Regions from separate parts of the Homo sapiens genome. Here all the other regions are linked to region 2. Evidence: chromatin contacts called from ENCODE Hi-C or POLR2A ChIA-PET data. All regions are on one chromosome and are shown on one strand. Each heading gives the region's core, a stretch centred on a gene start or an enhancer-like site at or near the end of the contact. The rest is flanking DNA. Distances are from core to core; before and after follow the strand shown.

Region 1 (2,861 bases), core at 198-2,697, 570 kb before region 2:
GCTTCTCTGTGGGGCTCTGTATTCCCATGTGGAGGAGGATGGGGCTGTAATCACCTAAAACTGACATAGGCCAGTTCAAAAGTGGCCCTAGAACCAGAGCAGGTCCCAGGTTCCTCCTGGGAACCGCCCCGGGCTCAGATGGGGGTGTCACCTACCTGTGCCGACAGCCAGCTTTGTGTCCCAGATGGACTCGGGCATCGAAGAGGCTTCTCACGGAAAACAGTTCCTTGACATTGAAGAAGTCAGAGTGCTTGAGGGGCTCATTCAAAATCTTGTCGTTGAAATCTACGGCAGGGAGGAGGAGCGACGCTGCGTCTCCCACCGGTGGCAGCAGAGACAGGCAGAGCGCAGTTCCCGCCCACCCCTGCTCCCAAGTGCCTTCTGTGACACCGAGGTGGGGAGCCGGGAGCCCAGCAGCCCCAGGAAAGACCTGGAAGCACAGGGACCTTTTCAGGAAACAGAGGGCTGGAGCCAGGTTCTGATCCCGACCTTGCTCCTGGGTAAGCCTGGTCGAACCTGGTCAACCCCGTCCCTTGGTCTTACTTGGAAGACAGAGGAGAAAAAGAGAGGGGCCCAGCGGGTTGCTCAGGTCTTTCTGGCACCTCCCCGCCTTGTGGTCTCAGGTGGCCAGCCAGAAAGTCCCCATCAGGAGTCCAGCAAGGTGGGCAGACTCCAAGCCCAGTGCCCCCAGGTCACTTGGGCCCGCCTGGGCGAGCTCGGGGCTCCGGGCCTCGGTGGTCCAGTGACACCCCCCTAGGGAGCGAAGCCTGTGCTAACCACTGGCCCGCCCGCTCCCTCTCACCCTATCCATGGTGAGGCGGTGGCCTCAGCCCGCTGTGCTACGTCAGGCAGGACCGAGCGGCGGCGAGCACGGGAGTGGGAGGAGCCCAGCGGAGCGCGCAGTTTCGACCGCGTGCAGCGCCCAGGCCCCTCTAGGGTTCGCATCCCCCGCGGCTGCCGGCCTCTCCTCGTTCCCACCCAACTCGGCTGGGCGCCCAGTGTTACCGGTGCTGTCCTCCGACTCGCGGATCATAAGGGCCGTCGCGCTTCCAAGCGTCCTGCGGCTCGGCCGAGCAGGCCGGGGGGTCGCCTTCCCGAGAAAGCCCAACCAGCGCGACGGGGCCCGGGCACCTGGGGGGAAGTAGATAGAGGTCCTGGCGCCGAGTCCCGAATGCACCACGCCCGCTCCCCACCGCATCCCCAACGGGCCCCTCCGCGTCCCTAACGGGTCCCCTCCGCGTCCCCGCGCCCTCCCCGAGTCCCCTCCGCGCTCGCCCCGGGTCCCCTCCACGTCCCCGCCGCTCCATCGGGTCCCCGCGCCCCTCCGCATCCTCCTCGCATGCTCCTCCCCAGGGTCCCGCAAGCGCGCGCTCACCCGCGCCGAGTATTCGGGGCAGCGCGGCCGAGGATGTCGCCATGGCTGGGACGCGGGGCAGAGCGAGGTCTCCCTCCAGGCCAGGCCGAGCGGCCTCCCCTTCCGTCGCCATCCGCGCGGGGCCGCAGTGCCGCCTACAGGCCCGGAGGAGCCACAGCGCTGTCCCCAGGCGGCTGGGACCTCCCTGCGGGGGCGGGGCACGCGAGGGGTCAGGGCCCGGGGTCCTGGGCTTGAGAGTCTCGGGCGGGGAGTGGAGCCACGGTCCTCGCCCTGCAGCTCGCCCCGCCCTGCTAATGGGACCGGCCAGCCCGGGAGGCCCCTGACCCTTGGGGAAGCCCGCTGGGCGATGGGGACCCTCGCCTCCCGCCAAGTGAGCTGTGAACCACGTCCTGCGCAACCTCTCGCTCTCCAAAACTGTTTGTAATATTTAAACGATATTTGGCTTAGGAGAATTTCATAAAGTTAGCCAGATCTCGGGTCTCAATTTAGACTCGGGGTGCTGGGGGGCATAGCATCCCTGGAGTACATTGGACAGCAAAAGTCCAATCGTTGCCTGCCGAGTGGACCTGCAGTGCTTAAACCCCGTCACCCGGCTGGCGGGGTCCCAGGCCCTGGGGTTTCTTTCGCCCGGGAGTCCACGCCCTGATGCTGGGGTGGCCCGGTCCCCCCGCGGGTGGCTGGGGGCCTGGGGCTGCCTCACACGACGGTCCCAGCAGGGAATCTCTCGCCGTCCCGACCTTCCCGGCCCTTGGGGAGTCGCCCGGCAGGTTCCGGACCCACCCGCAGAGGAACCCGGCCCACGCGCGGCGCCTTTAAGGCCCCTCCGCTCGCTCCCCAGTCACGTGACCTGGCCGTCGCTTGGCAACAGGACGCCGCCGAGTCCCGCTTCTCCTCCAGGCACAATGGCTGAGGAATGCCCCAGAGCGTGCGCGGAGCCTGTGGCGCCCAAGGCCACGGCCCCGCCGGAGAGGACCAGCGACTACTACCGCGTGAGCGCGGACCTGCCGGGCAGGTTCAACAACCCGGGGTGGTTCCGGGGCTACAGGTGAGGAAGCTGGGGCCCGCCTGGTCCTGGCGTCCACTGCTCGATAGCCCCGTGTGTGAGAGACCCCGCAAGACCCCCAAGGTCCTAGCTACAGAAATCAAGAAGATCGAGTGGTCATCCGGGGCCCGCGCTGTCATCGCCCGCCAGTGAGCGGCGACCGTGCTCCCTAGAGCCTCATACAAGGAAGTGGGGATAAGGGCAGTGGGGGGCAGGGCCGTGGGGGGAGAAAGCCCAGTTGTGGTCTCAGCTCCACTGATTTGTGTCGGGTGAGTCTCCTCTCCTCTCTACCCTGAAACTCCGCTGCGGGGCGTGAGCACAGCAGCACCTCCACTGTCTTGCTGTAGACTCAGCCAGCTCTGAGCTGCCACAGGGCATTGCAGGCTAAGAAGTAGTAAGAAACTCAATTCCTGTAGGCAGGTGCAAACATCTTGCCGTGCTCAT
Region 2 (2,715 bases), core at 95-2,594:
GGGGAGGCGGCGATTGGGGGCGGGGGTGGCACTGCAGCATTGGCGCTGGGAGTGAAGGTAGGCTTACAGGCCACCTGGGTCACCCAGTAGGTGCAGCCCGGGGAGTGTGGCACGGCTGTGGAAAGCGTCGGGCTGAATGCAGATGCACCAGGATGGGTGATGGTAAAAGTCACACGTGCATGATGCAAATTCGGTGGAGGAAGTAATGTTCAGAGCCAGGTGCCACAGATGCCATTTACCTAAGTTAAAAATACACACACACAGATTCATTTTGAAAGAACATGGTTAAAATAAAAAGCTATGCACTAAACACAAGAAAGTGTTGTTTAGGCATGGAGGAGAGGCAGGGAAAGAGAAGGAGTGTGGGATAAAGGGAGAGGGAGAGAAAGGAGTCTGTGGGGACGCGGCACTGGTGGATAATGGTGCCTACCCCGGCCCCAGGCCTTTCGAGGTTGGATTTTTGGCTTCTCTGGTGTCCGCTGGTGTTTGCAGAGCCCCAGAACATCCTCGCACCCTGCTCTCTGCAGCAGCATTCCCCCCAAGCACACCTACCAGGAGGTGGGGAAAGCAAATCTACCCACTCTTCCCTGGAGACCCGAGGAGGACTGGCATTCCATCCAGGTGGCTCCCTTTGCTGGAAGAACCCTTGGGAGGACTATGGCCATTTGTCTGGGAGATGGAGCAAAGGGGAGGAAGGCCAAGAGAAACCATTGCTTGGACCTAGGGACACGGGGAGAGGGGAGGGAGAAGACTGCTCTGTGCAGTACGACTCTCCCTCAACTCAGCATGACTGTCCCCCAAACTCAGCACCACTACTCCCTGCTCTTGGCATGACTGTCCCAACTCTCAGCAGGGCTGTCTCTCCCTCTCAGCAGAAGGGGCTGCAGCTCTCACCTGCCCTTATTGGCATGGCCTGCCAGGAGCTGGTCCAAGGTCCCGCATCCCAGGTGGGGAGAGCCCCGGTCTGTGTGGACCCACAGTCCCTGCTCCTCACACAGGCATGGGGCTGCTGGGAGGCCTCCCACTCAGGGGGATAACAGGTGCTCAATAAACCTCATGCTCCCAGGCTGGGGCCTGATGCCTGAGTCAGGAGGCAGGGGTGGCCTGGGCTGTCCTGAGGACTGGACGAGGTGGGATATTGGTGAGGAAGAGGTAGTGAGGGGTCAGGCTGGGTCAACTCCGTGAGCTGCTGGGTCCCTGCCCAGGGGTTGGGGATGGAATAATTCCATGGGTCTTCCGAAAACCCCTGTCCTGGAGCCGGCACATGGTGACAGAGCGTGCCTCTCTGGAGAAAAGAATGAGGAACCTAGGGCAGGAATGGGGCTAGTCAGCCACAAGGAGGAAGCAGGGGCAGAAGTGGGGCTAGTTAGCCACAAGGAGGAAGCAGGGCCGTGTGTCCTGAGGTTGAGGAGAGGAAGCCCATGGGTGTGGACGCATCTGGCATTGCTCAAGGAAAGTCCTGGATTCCTCTTCCCCCCAATAAGAAATAACCAAACAGAGGTGGAGCAGGCAGCCCTTGGTCCCTTTCCTGGGGTCTGGGCTCTGGTTTGACTCGGCAGAGAACCTCTCCCCAGCGGCAGGGCTGCAGGCACAGTCTGTCCTCACAGCCAAGCAAAGGTGCCCTCTGCTTCCTCACAGGACCCTAAAGAGTAATGTGTGGAGGGCCCCACCGGGTCCAGCCAGGCGAGCTGTCCATCTTCCCACCACCAGCCAGACACGATAAGCAGAAAATGAGGGGGCGTGTCCCAACAGAGGGACGGGGATAGCCCAGCCCAGGGGATACGCCTGGGCTCGACACTGGTTCCAACCCCCACTCCGGAGGGAGCCAACTGCCCTGTGGCAGCTCTGGTGCCTGGAGGAGCCAGGTCTCTGGGTGGGTGAAGGGGACACAGCTGCTGCTCTCAGGTGCCCACTGGGGCCGGTGGGTCCTGGAAAGCTCCACCAGCAATGGTGGCACATTTTAAGGAGAACCTGGCTCTAGGTGTCACTCTAAGTCGGTTCCTGACTCCACGGCTCTCCGCTGGGCTTTTGGTGATGTTGCTTCACCTGCTGAGGCCATAACTTGGACATCTACCCCCAAGGTCTGCATTAGCAGAACTTTAGTGTTCCTTGAGACTCTTGCTCAGGAAGATGAAACTTGCAAAGGACTTCATTGCTCATTGCAGGAATCTCCCTAAAGACCCTGTATTAGTCAGGGTTCCCTAGAGGGACAGAACTAATAGATGTATATATGAAGGGGAATTGATTAGGAGAATTGACTTACGCGATAACAAAGTGAAGTCCCACCATAGGCCATCTGCAAGTTGAGGAGCAAGGAAGCCAGTCTGAGTCCCAAAACCTCAAAAGTAGGGAAGCCGACAGTGCAGCCTTCAGTCTGTGGCCAAAGGCCTGAGAGCCCCTGGCAAACCACTGGTGTAAGTCCAAGAGTCCAAAAACTGAAGAACTTGAGTCTGATGTTCGAGGGCAGGAAGCATCGAGCACAGGAGAAAGATGAAGGCTGGAAGACTCAGAAAGTCTAGTCCTTCCATCTTCTTCTGCCTGCTTTATTCTAGCCGCGCTCATAGCTGATTAGATGGTGTCCATCCAGATTGGGGGTGAATCTGCCTCTCCCTGTCCACTGACTCAAACGTTACTCTCCTCTACCAACTCCGTCACAGAAACACCCAGGAACAATACTTTGCATCCTTCAATCTAATCAAGTTGACACTCAGTATT
Region 3 (3,094 bases), core at 175-2,674, 970 kb after region 2:
CCCTCCCGCTCCCTCGCCCCCTGGTGCTCTGCCCACCAGCCGAGGGGCCTGGTGCTGGTTCGCCTGGAATTTCCAGAAAGTACAGCTTCTCAGTTGATCTTCGCATTTTCTGACTTCTCAGGAACTAACTGGCTGCGTGCTTTTTATACATTCCCAGGACTCCCTCCTCCCTAACCCAACCCAAAGCTGAGATAACTTTTTAAGAAATTCTAAAAGTAATGTCTACTCGTTGGAAAAAAAACAAAACGAAACAAAACAAAGCAAAAGAAGAAACAACTCAGAAAGGTAGAAAGACAGAGTACCCTAGACACCCTTTCCCCACCAGGCCCCCAGACCCGCTGGGCCCAACCCCACAGCTGAGAACCAGAGACCCTCCCCAGGGGCTTGGGCTGAGGGTCACAGGGTAGGGAGGGGCTGCAGGGCCCAGGGGAGGCTGGGTAGACGAGGGGATCATGGCACCTCTGGAGATCATCGAGTTCCTGACTTGCAGACCTGTTTTTAATTGTCAGAACCCCCTTCCCTCCCTCTCTCCCTGTGAACCAGTGAGGAAGCTCCCTCCTTCTCAGGAATCCAGGGAATTCATTCAGAGCCACTGGGTTGGGGAAACTGAGGCTCCAGGAGGGTCAGCGACTTGTCCAGCGTCACCTGGGAAGCTGTGCTTTGTGCCTCCTGGCCCCGTGGGCTCCAGGTCTTGACTCTGCGAGTAAGCAGGGAAGGAGCAGATGGGCAGTGAGGTGCTGGCTGCCCGTCTGAGAGCTCCCCGGAGCGGGGGCCTCCAGCAGGGGCCGTGCCTTTGTGCTGAGCGGAAGCGGCAGGAACTGAGCTTCACGGAGCAGCCTGAGCTGGAGGGTTTAGAGGGCTCCCCTCGGGCTGGGGGAGGCCAGAGCTGTGGGGAGGAGTGGGGAGGAGTAGGAGTGGGAGTGGAGTGCAAGTGGGGGGGTGGGGAGGAACGTGGGGGGGGCGTTGGGGGGAGTGGGAAGCAGCGTGGGGGGAGTGGGAAGCAGCGTGGGGGGAGTGTGGGGGAGTGGGGAGGAGCTTTGGGGGGAATGGGGAGCAGCATGGGGTGAGTGGGGATAGTTGGAGGAGCGTGGTGGGGAGGGGGGAGGAGTGGGGGTGTGGGGAGGATCATGGGGGGAGTGGGGAGAAAGGAGGTGGGGAGGACCGTGGGGAGTGGGGAGGAGCATGTGGGGAATGGGGAGGAGCTTGGGGGGCATTGGAGGGACTGAGGAGCATGGGGAGAGTTGGGGCAGCATGGCAGGGGGAGTGGGGAGTATGGGGAGAGTGGGGAGAAGCAGGGGGGTGGGGAGGAGTGTGGGGAGTGGGGAGGAGCGTGGGCGGGGAGTAAGGAGGAGTGTGGGGACCGTGCTTCCGACTCAGCTTCCGCAGCCAGGAGCCTCGCCTTGGCATCGGGTATGGGGCCACACTCCCTGGCTGGGCTTGTGGAGGGTGGCATGACTATGTTGCTCCCTGTGGGGTCCCCAGAATCTGGGTGATTGAAGGTTTAGGACCTGAAGGGGCAGGAGCTCCCCACAGGAAGCAGAGTCTGGCTGGAAATGGCCTGGTCAGGTTCTGCCCTTCCTGTACCCTTGGCCGAGCCTGGAGGCGACCTCACCGCTGCCTCCCATCTGCAGGGGTGCCCTAGTTTCTCATGGTGTGGGTGTCTGTGGGGTAGCCGGAGGAAGGAGTGTCTGCCTTCCTTTTTCCTCACCTCAGTGCACTTGCATTCATTGCACGCAAACAGCAGTATAATGAAAACGAAGTACATTTAAACAACAGGAAAAATCTGTTTACATCTTACCCTCCACCTGTTTGGAGTTCAGAATGATTTATCTCGGTCCTTGCCCTCCTGCAGATGTATTTTTGCTTAGCTTTATTTATCGTAATGCAGACACACACTGCACATACATACACTGGTACATACATCATGAGCATGCACACATACATGTGCACACACATGAACACATGCACGCCTGTACACCCCTAAGCACCTGCGCACCCCCACATGTATGTGCATGGGCACCCCACACGCATACACATGAGGACACACACATCACAGACCTTGCCCTGCTCGAGCATCAGCAGCATCCCCCGCCCGCCCCACAGGTGTGTGGCACATGTAAGTGCTTGGCTGCAGTGCCACAGCTCCCGCTCCCCCCAGCCTCCCATGGCTGGACCTGCGATGCCTTCTCCGGAAGCCTTCAGGCGTGCGTGGATTTCACTCAGATTCACTGCGCACTTGCGATGTGCTGCTGCGGCACTGAGTACTTTGGGTCCTTTCCAGCACCAGGCGAGAAAGCTCCTTGAAGTGCAGGCATCTCTCCTGTTGGGCGTCTCACGCGCACTTGCTCCTCCTTGTGCCTTGCCGCCCCATGGTGACAGAACTGATTTGGCAGCCTGGGCCATGCATGCAGGGCCGCAGGCCCTCAGCAGGTGCTGGTGGGCGGATGGACAGATGGGCAGATGGACAGAGGGACACCAGGCACATGCCGCTTCTCAGAAATCCCTGGAAATGACTGGGATGGTAACAGAACATCACAATTGACTCTTTCTTCTCGAAATGATGGGTGCTAACCACGGAGTGATTCCCCAGCAGCAGACAGGCGCAGTGCTTTCGGTGACGGTTTCGGCCGTGTTTGTTGCACGTTGAGAAGGGTGTTTTACATCCCATGGCGTGTATAGTGCTGGGATCTTAAGAATGTCACACATGTGCAGTGGGTTGTCCCACATGTGGAGCCACCTGCCTGTGCAAGGGGTGGTGGGAGGCGCTGCCTGTCAGGTGCTGGCTGTAGCCTCTGGCAAGCAGTGGGTTTTTCTGCAGAGGGAGGACACCTAGGGATGGAGGCCCACAGGTCTTGGTTTTGGGGTACTCGGGCCAGGTGCCTTCTTTGGAGACAGGGAGGCAGCTGTTGGACATGCAGGCCTGGGAGCCGGGGTCATGGGAGCTGGGTTTCCCAGGGTGGGTGTGGGGGACCTTCAGGATTTGAACCTGCATCTCCCTGCCGGAAAGGTGCCCCACCCTGTGCCTGAGCCCCCTGTCCCCACTCAAGGGTGTCTGAAGCTGGGCCCCATGGTGGTCAGAGGGAACTGGGTCTGA

What was found. A loop is a pair of places that touch in the nucleus more often than their neighbours do. ChIA-PET counts read pairs that join two places held with the same protein, here RNA polymerase II (POLR2A). Pooled maps may share reads with other maps.
Region 1: a map with no recorded cell type shows a loop between it and region 2 (7-fold over the local background). The contact joins the promoter of MRPS2 here to the enhancer-like site in region 2. A Hi-C loop is called at or near these places in 4 of 37 single-sample maps with no recorded cell type and 4 of 50 pooled maps.
Region 3: a pooled map shows a loop between it and region 2 (5-fold over the local background). The contact joins two enhancer-like sites. A Hi-C loop is called at or near these places in 1 of 37 single-sample maps with no recorded cell type and 4 of 50 pooled maps. POLR2A ChIA-PET finds 5 or more read pairs at or near these places in 1 of 52 experiments (OCI-LY7).

The regions. Positions count from the first base shown.
Region 1 is chr9:135,499,268-135,502,128 of GRCh38, reverse strand. It overlaps MRPS2 (mitochondrial ribosomal protein S2), which reads right to left and starts at 1,447. Exons shown (of 4, transcript NM_016034.5): 1 at 1,376-1,447; 2 at 1,006-1,131; 3 at 156-285. The coding sequence starts at 1,418. It overlaps PIERCE1 (piercer of microtubule wall 1), which reads left to right and starts at 2,260. Exons shown (of 3, transcript NM_001048265.2): 1 at 2,260-2,420. The coding sequence starts at 2,278. RefSeq lists an enhancer at 598-1,222 and silencers at 1,178-1,337, 1,548-1,717, 1,988-2,157.
Region 2 is chr9:134,928,038-134,930,752 of GRCh38, reverse strand. No RefSeq gene overlaps it. Among named protein-coding and RNA genes, the nearest start is that of FCN1, 11 kb to the right of the region's middle. RefSeq lists a silencer at 1-44 and enhancers at 525-1,382, 1,383-2,241. Within about 2 kb of position 1,344, at least 5 of the 41 ENCODE cell types and tissues checked have a DNase peak (open chromatin) inside an H3K27ac peak, as active enhancers do; they include OCI-LY7, where a contact is called at or near this core.
Region 3 is chr9:133,953,626-133,956,719 of GRCh38, reverse strand. The region is part of intron 1 of VAV2 (vav guanine nucleotide exchange factor 2); the gene reads left to right. Among named protein-coding and RNA genes, the nearest start is that of VAV2, 37 kb to the left of the region's middle. RefSeq lists an enhancer at 2,229-2,518. Within about 2 kb of position 1,424, at least 22 of the 41 ENCODE cell types and tissues checked have a DNase peak (open chromatin) inside an H3K27ac peak, as active enhancers do; they include OCI-LY7, where a contact is called at or near this core.